2 separate regions of the Homo sapiens genome follow, and region 2 is linked to region 1. Evidence: read pairs that join two places in POLR2A ChIA-PET (ENCODE). Cell type or tissue: HepG2. All regions are shown on one strand. Each heading gives the region's core, and the rest is flanking DNA. Links, peaks and the distances in the headings are about the cores only. Region 1 overlaps TAF1B (TATA-box binding protein associated factor, RNA polymerase I subunit B). Region 2 has its middle 18 kb from the start of RRM2.

Evidence for each region. ChIA-PET counts read pairs that join two places held together with the same protein. Peaks named below come from ENCODE experiments on the same cell type or tissue, not always from the same donor. Only the 100,000 strongest peaks of a DNase experiment are listed, where the experiment ranks them.
Region 2: POLR2A ChIA-PET joins it to region 1 with 5 read pairs; 3 of 35 experiments call an interaction of 5 or more read pairs at or near these places.

Annotation. Positions count from the first base shown.
Region 1 is chr2:9,887,775-9,893,159 of GRCh38, reverse strand. All of the region lies in intron 8 of TAF1B (TATA-box binding protein associated factor, RNA polymerase I subunit B), which reads right to left. Among named protein-coding and RNA genes, the nearest start is that of TAF1B, 47 kb to the right of the region's middle. In HepG2, for the core only: no CTCF peak of the experiment used is centred there; a DNase peak (open chromatin) is centred at 3,249; H3K4me3 peaks cover 977 bases.
Region 2 is chr2:10,102,244-10,107,628 of GRCh38, reverse strand. No RefSeq gene overlaps it. Among named protein-coding and RNA genes, the nearest start is that of RRM2, 18 kb to the left of the region's middle. In HepG2, for the core only: no CTCF peak of the experiment used is centred there; no DNase peak of the experiment used is centred there.

The DNA of each region.
Region 1 (5,385 bases), core at 179-5,178:
ATTCTTTGTACTACTCTTAGTTTTGCAACTTTTCTATAAATCTAAAATTATTCCAAAATAATTTTTTTAAGTGCTCTCCAAGATGTAAGTGAAAAAAAGCAAAGTGCAGTGGTTGCTACCAAGATGTAATTTCATATTATTTTCTATGCTTATATCTTCCACCAAAATCTCTAAGAAGTCTCTCTGCTTTTTTACCCTGTCCCTTCACTCAAAATTAATTTAAAAAGATGAAAGGTAAGTGTTGGCAAGGATGCAAAGAAAAGGGAACTCTTGTACATTGGTGGTGGGAATGTAAATTACTATAGCCATCATGGAAATGAAATGGAGGTTACTCAAAAAACTTAAAACAGAACTACCATATGACCCAGCAATCCTACTGCTGGATAATATCCAAAAAAAATCAAAATCAATATGTTGATGGGGTTCACTGCAGCATAACTCACAAAAGCCAAGATATGGACTCAACCTAAGTGTCCATCGATGGATGAATGTAAGAAAACGTGTACTGATATAGAATGGGAAACTATTCAGCCTTAAATTCAGAGGGAAATTCTGTCATTTGCGACACCATGGGTGAACCTAGAGGGCCCATAAGTAAAATAAGCCAGGCACAGAAAGACAAATACTGCATGATCTCACTTATATGAAGAATCTAAGGCTGGGTGAAGCTGAGGAGGGAGGGAATGCGGAGTTGTTGGTCAAAGGGTACAAAGTTTCAGAAGACAGAAGGAACAAGTTTTGAGATCTACCGCACAGCAGAGTGACTACAGTCAATAATAATGTATAGTCATGCGTAGCTGAATGACAGAGATACTTTCTGAGAAATGCATCATTGGGTAATTTCATTGTGTGAAGAGTGTACTTACACAAACCTAGATGTTACAGCCCAGTACACACCTAGGCTATATGAGATAGCCTACTACTCCCAGGTTACAAACATGTATTGCATGTTATATACTGCTGAATGCTGTAGGCAACTGTAACACAATGGCAAGTATTTATGTATCTACACATAGAAAAGGTACAGTAAAAATACAGTATAAACAAACTGTACACCTCTATAGGGCACTTACCATGAATGAAGCCTTCAAGACTGAAAGTTGCTCTGGGTGAGCCAGTGAGTGAGTGGTGAGTGAATGTGAAGGCTTACAATATTACTGCACACTACATAAATGCTGTACACTTAGGCTACACAAAATTTATAAAAAATATGCTTTCTTCAGTAATAAATTAACCTTAGCTTACTGCATCTTTTCTATATAAACTTAAAAATAATTTTAACTTTTTGACTCCTGTAATACAACTTAGTTTAAAACACATACTGTACAGCTATACAAAAATGTTTTCTTTATATCCTTATTCCATAATGTTTTTTTCTATTTTTAAAATTTTTATTTTTTGTTTTTTTACTCTTTAAACTTTTTTGTTAAAAACTAAAACACAAACATACACATTTAGCCCAGGCCTATATGGGGTTAGGGGCAATAACATGCATGGAGCTGTCATCTTCTGTGGTAACAATGCCTTCTTCTGGAATATCTCCTACGGAACCTGCCTGAGGCTGTTAACTTTTTTTTAATAAGTAGAAGAAGTACACTTTAAAGTAATGATTACAAGTATAGTAAATACATAAACCAGTAACAGTAACAGTTATTATCAAGTATTATGTACTCCAAATTATATAAATGTATTAAATTATCACATGTATCCCAGAAATAGGTACATGTATCAGGCATCAGTTAAAAAAATTAAGCATACCAAAAAAATTCTTACACCTTACAGGGAAATAAAGGTGGAGAATAAAAGAAACAGGACAGTAATTTTAAAAAAGTATTCTGTATCACACATAATTATATATGGTATACTTTTCTACCACTGGCAGTAAAGGTCTGTTTATAGAAGCATCACCACAAACACACAAGTAATGTGTTGTGCTAAGAAGTTATGAAGTCTACAACATCACTAGGTGACAGGAATTTTTCAGCTCCATTACAATCTTATTAGACCACCGTTGTATATGTGATCCATTGTTGACTGAAACAGTTATACAGCACATGACTGTATTGTATAATTTAAAGTAAGAGAGTAGGCCAGGTGCAGTAGCTCATGCCTGTAATCCCAGCACTTGGGGAGGCTGAGGCGGGTGGATCACCTGAGGTCGGGAGTTCGAGACCAGCCTGACCAACATGGAGAAACCCCATCTCTACTAAAAATACAAAAAAGTAGCCAGGATTGGTGGCGCATGCCTGTAATCCCAGCTACTTGGGAGGCTGAGGCAGGAGAATCGCTTGAACCTGGGAGGTGGAGGTTGTGGTGAGCATAGATTGTGCAATTGCACTCCAGCCTGGGCAACAAGAGGGAAACTCCGTCCCCAAAAAAAATAAAATAAGAGAGTAAATTTCAAATGTCTCACCATAAAAATGATAGGTGAGGTGACAGACATGTTAATTAGCTTGATGTAATCATTTCACATGGTAAACATATCTCAAAATATCACTGTACCCCATACATGTATTAATTATAATTTGTCAATTAAAAACAATATTACTTCAAAAAAGAAAAAAAATAGATCAACAAAAGGGATTATTACTAGGGCAGGTATTTAGGGGAAAAGATTTAAGTAAAGATCAGATTAGTGACAATATTCATGAACAGAGACTACAATTTTTTTTTAAAAAAATCCAAGAATGAGTGAGCAACAACATGCTTTCAGGCATCTGAGAAAGAACTGTTCAGGTAATACCTAAAAAGCATCTGAATACTGACTCTATTTCTAAATGTCTAAAAATTAGTATTTGGAACACTTCTGTTTCTGCCCATGAAGGATTACCAACCATGGGAACTGAGCTTCCACCGTATCCAACAGAGAACTGGAAAAAATATATGAAAGAACAGGTTCAAGCATTGGACAACAGACAGCATGGACACTAATCCCTTAGAGAAGAGAAACAAATGGCCCAGCTTACTGCCTGGAGGCAGTTTCCAAACTGCAGTGCAGTGCAAGGGTGGGAAGTGAAACAGAGCTCAGTGGTCTTGATGAGCAGAGGAGACAGGGACTGGAGTTTCTGGAAGCTGAGGTGGCTAAAATTTGCAAGCTTAGTACCACAAAGGACAAAATTGCATAGACAGAGAGATCCAGAGACCTGCAAAGGGGCCCTCTCATGTGTTTTGCTGAGTATCAATATGTGCATGTATGAGAAAATATCTGAGGCCAGGGAAAAAAATAACAGGAAAGCAGTAGAGCAAACAATTTCCAAAGCTCACGGAAGGCAAACAGCCAAAGTGCAGAGACTTCGTAATACCAGAGGCATTGGGTAGAGTCTTTAGTAGGGATACGCCTTAGTAGTGAGGCTAAAATAGTCCCAGAAAAAAAGGGACTATTAATAACAAACCACACACAACAAAACTTAAAAACAAGCTTCTAAAGGATTAAACTGTTCTTCAAGTTACTTAATTATACACTAGAACAAAAAATCTAGCACTCTACAACATAAAAATTACAATGATTGCATCTAATAAAAAAAAATTACCAGTCATGCAAAGAGGCAGGAAAATATGATACATAACCAATCAATAAAACAGACCCAGAAATAACAAAGACAATGGAATTGGCAGACAAGGGTTTTAAAACATCTATTACAAATACTGTCAATATAGCCAAGAATATAAAAGAAAACAAGAACATAATGAGAAGAGAAAGAGAAGAAATAAGACTAAAATGCAAGTTCCAGAAATGAAAAATGTAGTATCTGAAATGAAAAACACATTGAATGGGTTTAATGACACATTAGAAGATACTCAAGTAAAGATCACTGAATCTGAAGACATAACAATAGAAATTATCAAAACAAAACATAGTAAGCAGAAAGGCCAGAAAAATAAAAAGGAAAAGCCTCAGGGAGCTATGGTACCATATCAAGTGGTCTAGCATGTAATTAGTATCCCAGAAAAAGGCAAGGGGAGGCCAAAAAAATTTAAACAAATAATGGATGAAAATGTCCAAGTTTGATGAAAACTGCACACCCATAAATCTAAGGTAAATAAAACCCAAGCAGAAGGCTGGGTGCAGTGGCTCCCCACCCGTAATCCCAGCACTCTGGGAGGCCGAGGCGGGTGGATCACCTGAGGTCAGGAGTTCGAGACCAGCCTGGCCCACATGGTGAAACCCCATCTCTACTAACAATACAAATTAGCCGGGTGTGGTGGCGCATGTCTGTAATCCCAGATACTCAGGAGACTGAGGCAAGAGAATCGCTTGAACCCAGGAAGCGAAGGTTGCAGTGAGCCGGGATCATGCCACTGCACTCCAGCCTGGGCGACAAGAGCAAAAATTTGTCTTAAAAAAAAAAAAAAAAAAAAAAAAAAAAAACCAAGCAGAAGAAACATAAAGAAAACTGTGACAAGGCACATAATAATCCAATTGGTGAGATCCAGTGATAAAGAGAAAATCTTAAAAAGCAGCTAAAGGAAAAAAGGCACATTATATAAAGAACAGTAAAGATAAGAATTATAGCAGATTGACATCAGAAATTAGGCAGGCCTGAAGACAATGGAATGACATCTTTAAAGTACTGAAAAAAAGGTATGAAACTAGAATTCTATACCTACTGAAAATATCTCTCAAAAATTAAGGCAAAGTTAGGACTTTTTTTTAGAACAAGAAAAGCAACAATAATTCACTGCCAGCAGAACTGTACTACAAGAAATGTTAAAGGACGTTTTTTAGACAGAAATTGGGATCTAAATAAAAAGATTACCAGAAATGGCAAACACATAGGTAAATATAAAATGATTTTTCTCATTTTAAATCTCTTGAAAAGATAAATGATTGCTTACAGAAAAAAAAAATCCCAATGCATTAAGGTAGAAGTGAAATGTTTGACACTAAAGGATGGGAGGAGGGAAGTGGAAATACTCTGTTGTAAGGGTCTTACTCTATACAAGTAATGGTATATTATTAGTTGAGGTAGAATGAGAAAAGGTAAAGATGAATACTGTAAACCCTAGAGCAACCACAAAAAAACACAGAGAGGTATAGTTAATAAATCAACAGTGGAGATAAAATGAAATTATTAAAAAATTCTTAATTAAGCCTGGGCATCACTGCAAGACCACGTCTCTAAAAAAAATTTTTTTTTAATTAGTTGGCTGTGGGGGTATTTGCTTGTAGTCCTAGCTACTAGGGAGGCTGAGGCAAAAGGATTGCTTAAGCCCAGGAGTTTGAGGTTACAGTGAGCTACGATCATGCCACTGTACTCCAGTCTGGGTGACAGAATAAGACCCTATGCCTTAAAAAACATAAAACAAACAACAACAACAAAAAATTCTTAATTAATCCAAAAGGCAGGAAAAGAAGAAAAAAAGAAAAAACAAGAGATGAGACAT
Region 2 (5,385 bases), core at 147-5,146, 210 kb before region 1:
GGGAGGTTGAGGTGGTAGGCTCCCCTGAGCCTGGGAGGATCGAGGTTGCAGTGAGTCGTGATCATACCACTGTACTCCAGCCTGGGCCACAGAGATCACCCTGTCTCAAACAAAAAACAAACAAAACCTCCTCATTCCCCCTCCCTATAGCCCCTGACAACACCATTCTACTTTCTATCTCTATGATTTTGACTACTCTAAGTACCACATATGAATAGAATCATATATTGTTTGTTCTTTTAGTGACTGTCTTATTTCACTTAGCATAACATTCTCAAGGTTCATTTATGTTGTAAGATGGGTCATAATGTCCCTTTTTTAAGGCTGAATAATAATCCATCGTGTGCATAGACGGCATTTTGTTTATCCAATCATCTGTGGATGTTTGGGTTGTTTCTACCATTTGGTTATTATGAAGAGTGCTGCTATGAACAAGGGCAAGTGTACATGTTCCTGTAAAGAAAAAGACAGGAAGATGGGGGAAAATTTCGAGCTTCCTAGAGAATTGTTAAATTATCATGACCAAAATGTTGATAGCGATATGGACAATGAAGCCCAGGCCGAGGTGGTCCCAGGTGGAGATGAGGAACTTACTGGGAATTGGAGTAAACGTCATTCTTGCTATGCTTTAGCAAAAAGACTGGTGGCATTGTGCCCCTGCTCTAGGGATCTGTGGAACTTTAAACTTGAGAATGATGATTTAGGGTATCTGGTGGAAGAAATCTTTAAGCCGCAAAGTGTTCAAGATGTGGCCTGGCTGCTTCTAACAGTGTATGGTTATATGCATGAGGTGTGAGCAAATTGATGATCTGAGGGCTGGGTGTGGTAGCTCATCCCTGTAATCTCAGCACTTTGGGAGGTCGAGGTGGGTGGATTACCTGAAGTCAGGAGTTCAAGACTGGCCTGGCCAACATTGGGAAACCCCATCTCTACTAAAAATACAAAAAAAAATTAGCCAGGCATGGTGATCCACACCTGTAATCCCAGCTACTCTGGAGGCCGAGGCAGGAGAATTGCTTGAACCTGGGAAGTGGCAGTTACCGTGAGCCCAAGATCACGCCACTGCACTCCAGCCCGGGCGACAGAGCAAGATTCCATCTTGAAAAAACAATACAAAACAACAACAACAAAAAAAGCAGAGATGATCTGAAACTGGAACTTATATTTAGAAAGGAAGCAGAGCGGCTGGGCGCAGTGGCTCATGCCTATAATTCCAGCACTTTGGGAGGCCGAGGCGGGAGGATCACTGGAGGTCAGGAGTTCAAGACTGGCCTGGCCAACATGGTGAAACCCCATCTCTACTAAAAATACAAAAATTACTCAGGTGTGGTGGTGGGCGCCTGTAATTCCATCTACTTGGGAGGCTGAGGCAGGAGAATCACTTGAACCCAGAAGGCGGAGGTTGCAATGAGCCGAGATCGCACCATTGCACTCTAGCCTAGGCAATTAGAGTGAGACTCCATCTAAAAAAAAAAAAGCAGAGCATAAAAGTTTAGAAAATTTGCAACCTGACCATATGGTAGAAAAGAAAGCCCATTTTCTGGGGGAGGAATTCAAGCTGGCTGCAGAAATTTGCATAAGTAAAAAGGAGTTAAATATTAACAGCCAAGACAATGGGAAAAATGCCTTGAAGGCAGGCCCTCTCATCACAGGCCCAGAGGCCTAGGAGAGAAGAACAGTTTCATGGGCAGGGCCCTGCTGCCCTGCGCAACCTCAGTACACTGCTCCCTGCATCCCAGCCACTCCAGCTCAGCCATGGCTAAAAGTGCCCCAGATTAATCTCAGGCAGCTGATCCAGAGGGTGCAAGACATAAGCCTCAGTGGCTTCCATGTGATGTTAAGCCTGCAGGTGCACAGAGGGCAATAGTTGAGGCTTGGCAGCCTCCACCTAGATTTCAGAGGATGTATGGAAACGCCTGGATGTCCAAACAGAAGTTTGCTGCAGGGACAGAGCCCTCAAAGGAAACCTCAACTAGGGCAGTGTGGAGGGGAAATGTGGGGTTGAAGCCCCCACACAGAGTCCCCACTGGGGCACTGCCTAGTGGAGCTGAGAAAAGGGGCCACCATCCTCCATACCCCAGAATGGCAGATCCACCAGCAGCTTGCACCATGCACCTGGAAAAGCCACAGGCACTCAATGCCAGCCTGTGAAAGAAGCCAAGGGGGATGTATCCTGCAGAGCCACGGGGGTGCAGATGCCCAAGGCCTTGGGAGCCCACCCATTGCATCAGTGTGGCCTAGATGTGAAATATAGAGTCAAAGGAGATTATTTTGGAGCTTTAAGATGTAATGACTGCCCTGCTGGGGTTTGGACTTGCATGGAGCCTGTAGCCCCTTTGTTTTGGCTGATTTTTCCCTCTTGAAATGGGTGTATTTACCCAATGCCTGTACCCCCATTGTATCTTGGAAGTAACTAACTTGCTTTTGATTTTACAAGCTCATAGGAGGAAGGGACTTACTTTGTCTCAGATGAGACTTTGGACTATGGACTTTTGAGTTAATGCTGAATAAGTTAAGATTTGGGAGACTGTTGAGAAGAGAGGATTGTGTTTTGCAATGTGAGAATGATATGAGATTTGGAAAGGGCCAAGGGTGGAATGATGTGGTTTGGATTTGTGTCCCCACCCAAATCTCATGTCAAATTGTAATCCCCAGTGTTGGAGGAGGGGCCTGGTGGGAGGTTATTGGGTCATGGGGGTGGATTTCCCTCTTGCTGTTCTCATGATAGTGAGTGAGTTCTCATGAGATCTGGTTGTTTAAAAGAGTGTGGCACCTCCCCCTTCTCCCTCTTCTGCCTGCTCCAGCCAGGCAGGATGTGCCAGCTTCTCCTCCACTTTCTGCCATGATTGTAAGTCTCCTGAGGCCTCCCTAGCCATGCTTCCTGTACAGCCCGTGGAACTGTGAGCCAATTAAACCTCTTTTCTTTATAAATTACCCAGACTCAGGTAGTTCTTTATAGCAATATAAGAACAGACTAGTACATAAACATAACTCTATGTTTAATTTTTTCAGGAACTTCCACTTCCAACTTCAGCAGCTGCACCATTTTACATTCCTACCAGCAGTGCACAAGGGCTCCAATTCCTCCACATCCTCACCTATGCTTATTTTCTGCTTTGTTTTGTTTTAATAACCATTTTTTTAATTTACATGTCCAACATTAACTTTTTTAGAGGTATTTTAACAGGGTGACAATGTAGAGTTTGGAACAAAAATGATCCTGTTCTCTGCTGCATATCACTTAGCCCTGCCTAGTGAAAAAGGTTGAAAAAGTTGGACAAAAGATTAGAGATTTGTTGAGGTGGGACATGGTGACAGAGGGGCCTTAATTTTAGTGCCTCTGGAGTCAGACAGACCTCAGCTGACTCCCCCTCTGTGCACTCAGAATGTGTAACTGGAAGCTCCCTGGCCTCACTGAGCTTTACCCCCCATCTATAAAATGAGCTATTGATACTTCAGTAGTGTGTTGTGAGGCTTGCATGAGTGAACTTGCGGCGGGCAACAGCACAGTGCCTGCACATCGAATCCTCAGGGAATGCTAGCTGGTGCAATGACTGAGCTCTGCTGGGGTTTTCCAGGGCCCCCTCTTTTTTTTTTTTTTTTTTTTGAGATGGAGTTTCGCTCTTGTCGCCCAGGCTGGAGTGCAATGGTGCGATCTCAGCTCACTGCAACCTCCGCCTCCCACGTTCAAGTGATTCTCCAGCCTCAGCCTCCGTGGTAGCTGGGATTACAGATGCTCACCACCATGCCCAGCTAATTTTTGTATTTTTAGTAGAGACAGCATTTTGCCATATTGGCCAGGCTGATCTCGAACTTCTGACCTCAGGTGATCCGTCCATCTCAGCCTCCCAAAGTGCTGGGATTACAGGCGTGAGCCACCACGCCCAGCCCAGGGCTCCCTCTTTACCCACCACTCAAAAGCCCCAAGATGACACCAGGAGGTGTTACCATTCTTCCCTGGTGGAGCCTGAGAGGCAGGCCCGAGAGGCTTATCTCAATGTGGCCCCATGGGGATGGCAGTCCTGGAGAGATCAGTGAAGTCAGACATTGGCCCTAGTGGGTATGCATGTTTAGAAGCCTGAAGGATCACACTTAGGATGGGTTGACAAAACCAAAGTGGCAAGACAATGTTCCAGGAAGTGGAGGGACAGGTTGGCGTGGGAAGAGCAGGGCCCGGAGACACAGAGGCTGGGCTTCAGCTGTCCTGAGGTGCTCTGGCTTCCCTGTCTCATCCCACTTGGCAGAAGTCCCAATCCTCAAAGGCCCCAGGGTGCCACGTGATCCTCTCCCAGCTCCTCTCCCTGTGCCCTCCCCACACCCACCCCTCCAGCCGCAATGACCTCCTCCTGTTCCTGGGAAACTGAGGATACAACAGCTGCCTCAGGGGCTCCTCTGGCCTTGCAGCTCCTTCAAGGCTTTCCCCAAAGTCACCTTCACTGCGAGGCCTCCGTCATCACTAGGCTCGAGTAAAACCCTAAACACTTAGCCTGCACTCCCCACTCTCTGGCCCCTCCTGATCTTTCTCCATTGCACCAATTGCCTTCTCCATAATACTGACTTCTTCACTTGCTCACATTTCCTCATCCCCTCTAGAATGTCGGATGGACATTTTTACCTCTTCTGCTCACTGCTGCATCCCAGCATCTAGAATGACACCTGGTACACAGTGGACACTCACCGGAGGAACACAGAAACAGAGGGAGGTAGAGTTCTTGTTTCCAAGGAGATTGCAGTCATCTGGGAAGACAAAAGAAATGTATATAAAACAATTATTTAGTACCACAGCAAAGCTTAGACTTATTCAATTTTTTTTTTTTTTTTTGAGATGGAGCTTTCCACTCGTTGCCCCAGCTGGAGTGCAATGGTACAATCTCAGCTCACCGCAACTTCTGCCTCCTGGGTTCACGTGATTCTCCTGCCTCAGCCTCCCGAGTAGCTGGGATTATAGGCATGCACCACCACGCCCAGTTAATTTTGTATTTTTAGTAGAGATGGGGTTTCTCCACGTTGGTCAGGCTGGTCTTGAACTCTTGACCTCAGGTGATCCGCCCGCCTTGGCCTCCCAAAGTGCTGGGATTACAGACATGAGCCATCACGCCCAGCTGACTTCCTCAATTTTTGAATTAAAATTTATTGTATGTTTCCCATGATAAAACTAATGCAGGCTGGCTGCAGTGCCTCACACTTGTAATCTCAGCACTTTGGGAGGTCAGGTGGGAGGATTACTTGAGCCCAGGAGTTCGAGACCAGCTGGGCAACATAGTGAGACCCTGTCTCTACAAAAAAGAAAAAATTATCTGTGTGGTGGTGCACACCTGTAGTCTCAGCTACTCAGGAGGCTGAGGCGAGAGGATTGCTTGAGCCTGGGAGATTGAGGCTACAGTG